2 separate regions of the Homo sapiens genome follow, and region 1 is linked to region 2. A link is an interaction called in ENCODE POLR2A ChIA-PET data of the cell type or tissue named here. Cell type or tissue: Caco-2. All regions are shown on one strand.

Region 1 (2,500 bases), 880 kb after region 2:
AGAGGGTTCTTCTGCTCTGTCCGGCTCTGCGCTCTGACAACTCCGCTGCTGCAGTTGGGATATATAGTCAAGAAGTGCATCGTCACGTGCTCTGGGAGGAAAATTTACAACAGAGATTGATCGTGGCAGAGTGAGCAGTGAACTGAAAGCACTGCAGTTCAACTCCCTGAACTTTGCAGCTGTGAAAAGTGAAAAAGACTGGGAAGTGGGAACTGCTCCTCAAGCCCCAGCACCCGGCCAGGGTTTTCAGGTAGCGGTGACGATGAGTGAAAAGAGGAGAAAGGGATGTGCTGTGCTGGAACCGTTACCCCAAAGTCCGCGCTCACTGAAAATTAGCTCATGCTTCGCGCGGCTCCTGGGGAATAACCATTATTGGGCTACAGGTTTTCAGAGGCAGCTGAATCCCATAATCTGGATGAAAGACAGTTGGAAGCAAGTGCGGGATTTACAGTCAAGGAACTGGGGCTTCGGTTTCAGTTCTTCCACTCCTTATGCAAATAAGATAAATCCTTCCTTAACCTCTCCGCACCTCACATTCCTCGTCTGTAAAATCGTTGTGCCTGGCGGGGGGGGGGGTCTTCTGCAGGTAGGATTATATAAACCACGTGACCTTTTGAGACCCTTTCAGCTTAACCCTTCTAAGATTGAAGGCTGCCTGGTGTTGCTTAGCCCTCTAAAAGCAGAGATTCTAGCTGCCTTCCACATCAAGGTCACAAACCTATGTTTATAATAATTTTTTTTTAAAAGCTCCCACATTCTTTTCAGTGGTCTGCATTAAGTGGAAACATGTTGTCGTAAAAGATACTATGGGCAGGTTTTGTTCCGTCCTGCCATACACAGCTGCTCCTCTGAAGCCTCATGCGGAGGCTATTGACACGTCTCTTTGCTGTCTCTCGTAGGTCAGGGGAGGAGCAGGACTATTTCAGAGTGCAACTAAGCACAGTTCAAGTTTTTTAAACCTCGGTAGACCCTGTGTTTAAATGGCTGCTGTGATCAAAATTGGAAGAGGAATTGCAGGCTTTAATGTCAGTCTCTCTGCTCCCTGGGCTGCTTATTCTGAGGCTTTCATGCTAAGTGGAAGGAAACTGGGAGAGATCCACTCCCTCCAGTTGTCTGTGGCCTGTGGATTGCAGCCAGACTGTCTTGTGGGCCAACTCTAAAGGAAACATCTCTCATGGTTCTGCTGTAGTCAAACTGACGCATGCGACATCCACCTGACCTGCTTGAACATATATAGCTTAGGCACTGGAATTTTCACTGCTGCTACAGGAACCCCCCTGGGTTTGCACCTGATCCTGATTCTAAGAAGACACCTGGAGGAAGAATAGGAAGATGAACTGAATGCTGCCATTTTTCCCACTTGACTACTCACCTGTGTTCATCCATAAATCCCCAGCTGGCACTGGAGGTACCAACCATCGACCACTCCAGCATCACGATCATCCATACAGTGGAACTGTGCTCACACCAGTAAAGATACCCTCACCATTGTGTTAATACGTAAAACCCTCCATAGCTACCTCAGCCATGGTAGACTTGGTCTTTTCAACAGGTGTCCATCATAAACACTAGAACACTTCCATCTATATCTAAGCCTACACTGGAATGTCTGGGACACTAGAACAAGATGGGCCCAAGAAAGAGATGCCTGTTGATTGTTGACCCTGGTATTTTTTATTGTATACCTTAGGACATACGAGATTGGTCATCATCCAGGGATTGTCCAACACCAAAGACTGGAAGCTTTGAGTAGGCAGAAAGGAGGTGGGGATAGGAGTTACCAGATTCAAGGAGCAGGAAGTACAAAGCCTGGTGCCAGGAAGCCAAACAGAGGCTGAAGTTTTAAACATAATAAATCCCCAAACCTGAGCCAACAGTCCCAAGGGAATACAACCAAGAAAAGAGATGAGTGTGGGGAAACATCGAGAATGAATTCCAAAGGACGAAGCAAGTCAGAGCCAAAGGAAAAGCAGGACTAATTGCAGGAGTCAGGGAAGGAACAGCCCAGAAGAAATTCTGGGGTGCCTGCTTGGAGTCCCTGCTGCCCCGATTCCCACATACTTCCTGCATGGATATTTCTACTAGAGTTAAACGAGGCCAACTGCAGTGTCTTAGTTCAGTAATCCCAATGCTTGAAGAGGCTGAGGTGGATGAATCACTTGAACCCAGGTGTTTGAGACCAGCGTGGGCAACACAGTGAGACCCCATCTCTACAAAAAAATACAAAAATTAACTAGGCCTGGTGGCGAGTGCCTGTAGTCCCAGCTACTTGGGAGGCTGGGGTGGGAGGATCACTCGAGACCAGGAGTTCAAGGCTGCAATGAGGTCTGAACATGCCACTACACTCCAGCCTGGGTGACAGAGCGAGATCTCTAAATAAATAGAATAGAATAGAATAGAATAGAATAGAATAGAACAGAACAGAATAAAATAGTTCAATGAAATGATGCAAAGAAAGCACCATGTCTGGCCAAATGCACATGCTCAGTGCCTGTGTTTA
Region 2 (2,500 bases):
CCAACATGGCGAAACCCTGTCTGTACTAAAAATACAAAAATTAGCTGGGTGTGGTAGTGCATGCCTGTAGTCCCAGCTACTTGGGAAGCTGAGGCAAGAGAATTGCTTGAACCCGGGAGGCAGAGGCTGCAGTGAGCTGAGATCACGCCACTGCCTCCAACCTGTGCAACAGAGCAAGACTCTGTCTCAAAAAAAAAAAAAAAAAAGAAAGAAAAATATTAATGACTCCTGCAAGATGCCTCCTGGTTTGTGAGCCAGTGCTTTTCAGAGGAAAAAATTGTACCTTGAATCTATCTTTGCTCCTACTGTATTGTGGCTTAAATAGATGAGGCTTTCAAGACTTAGTGATTCCCTTAAGTGTATTTTAACCTTATTTTTAATTGGCTCTTTGATAGAGTTTAACAGTAGAAATAAAAAGGAATCCTTCTACTTATTATGATCATCAGGCATATCTTTCAGCAGATCAAAGATTAATCTCCCTGGAATAAACACTTTATTCTTAATCATAACTGTGGTTATAACTCCACTTTTCATATATCTACTATAGGAAGGTAAAGCATACAGAAGTTTTATCCTTGGTAGACAGGATAACAAACATTACTATATGATATTTAAGAGTAATAACTTTATTTTGTACTTCAGTGACTGCTTCCATTTTTAAGGATTCAAATTAGCACTTTTGCAAAATGGGAATCCTGTATTTCAATTAAGAGTTGAAATGGAGTTATTCGTACTATCTACTTTAAAATCCTTGGCATTCAATAAATGCCAAATGCTTTTTATTTTTAATTTTAACCTCAGATTCCTATGGTTCTTAAAGGTATATTATTTATTTGGAACAGAAAGCATGGTGTCAGTTAGCTCGTGCTACATAACAAACTACCTCAAAACTCAGTGGCTTAAAACAGCAGGGATTTGTCATTGTTCATGAGCCTACAGGTCACCTAGGCAGTGCTTCTGGCCTCAGCCAGGCTCACTCATGCTTGTGGCCAGCCGTGGGCCAGCTCTGCTGAGCTTAGCTGGACTCTTTCTCATGCCTGGGAGTGAGCTTGCTACAGGCGGGCCGAGGATGGCTTCAGCTAGGACAGTTGAGCTCTCTCCCATGTCGTCATTTGTCCTCTGGTAGGCTGGCCCCTGTGGTTCATGTGACGTGGCAGTCTTCCAAGACACAGAGTGAGAGCAAACCAGGCCTCAGGACCCAGTACTAGCACCCCATTCAGCCACATTTTTTTAAACATAGCGTCACTAGCCAACCCATATTCAAGGCTCAGAGAAATAGGCAAGGCACGGCAGTTCATGCCTGGGAGGCCAAGGAGGGCGGATCACGTGAGGTCAGGAATTCGAGACCAGTATGGTCAACATGGTGAAACCCCGTCTCTACTAAAAATACACAAACTTAGCCTGGCGTGGTGGCGCATGCCTGTAATCCCAGCTACTCAGGAGGCTGAGGCAAGAGAATCGCCTGAACCCGGTAGGCGGAGGTTGCAGTGAGCCGAGATCAAGCCATTGCACTCCAGCCTGGGTGACAGAACCGGACTCCGTCTCAAAACAAAAACAAGGCTCAGAGAAATATATTCCATCTCTTGATGGAAAGAGCTGCAAAATGGCTGATTGTAAGGAGCGTGGATGCAGGGAGGAGTAAAGAATTGAGCACATTGTTTTTTAAATTGTTTCACCACAGGCACTTACATACAATATCGCACGCTGTAGCTAGATTGGGCTAAATCTAGAGCTGGAGGTAGTGAGAGACTTTGTTGGAATCACCACTCGTATTTAGCACAGAGGTCAGTATTTCTTTGAACCAAGTGAGCTTTGAAGTTAGACCTGAACTTTTCCATACTCTGATTTATTTGGGGGGAAAAAGTAATTTACTGCTTCTTGTTTCCTTATTGTTTAGGAATTACTGCTTTGGAGGATAAAGTGTGGATTTCTAAAAAGCCTTTAAAAAAGTTTTACTTACTTACCACATAAGGCTGCTTTGCTTTGAATTGTTTACTTTGATAATGTTTTAAAGATGAACTTTCACCATCTTGATAAGAGAGAAAGTTGGTCAAACAACTAAATGAAGTCAGTCTGATGCAGTGCTGCTGTTGGTTTGTGTGATTTTCAGATCGTATCTCTCCTTGCTTCTGCTTCCTTAAGTGTAAAATGAAGGCAGAAGCGCCTGTCATCCCTGCCATCAGGATGTGGCACCTCGTTCTCAACAGACCACAAGCTTTTCATGAATCTTTATTTTTTTAAATTTTTTTTAGAGAAGGTGGTAGAGGGAAGTTCAGGGAGGTGCAGGGAGGTGGGAAATCACAGAGTTGCTTTTCACGAATCTTGATGTGTGTCTAGAATGCAGGAACATTCTTGTGTGTGCCACAACAGTTCAGTGTTGTGAGCTTGCAGGAAGTTAAGCAGGAGGCTGGGCACGGTGGCTCATGCCTGTAATCCCAGCACTTTGGGAGATCGAGGTGGGCAGATCACCTGAGGTCAGGAGTTCAAGACCAGCCTGACC

The links. Peaks named below come from ENCODE experiments on the same cell type or tissue, not always from the same donor. Only the 100,000 strongest peaks of a DNase experiment are listed, where the experiment ranks them.
Region 1: POLR2A ChIA-PET joins it to region 2 with 16 read pairs; 1 of 35 experiments calls an interaction of 5 or more read pairs at or near these places.

What each region holds. Positions count from the first base shown.
Region 1 is chr2:223,049,725-223,052,224 of GRCh38, reverse strand. KCNE4 (potassium voltage-gated channel subfamily E regulatory subunit 4) reads right to left here and starts at 35. Exons shown (of 2, transcript NM_080671.4): 1 at 1-35. In Caco-2, no CTCF peak of the experiment used is centred here; no DNase peak of the experiment used is centred here; H3K4me3 peaks cover 378 bases.
Region 2 is chr2:223,929,393-223,931,892 of GRCh38, reverse strand. All of the region lies in intron 1 of WDFY1 (WD repeat and FYVE domain containing 1), which reads left to right. Among named protein-coding and RNA genes, the nearest start is that of WDFY1, 15 kb to the left of the region's middle. In Caco-2, no CTCF peak of the experiment used is centred here; DNase peaks (open chromatin) are centred at 1,222 and 2,107; H3K4me3 peaks cover 1,116 bases.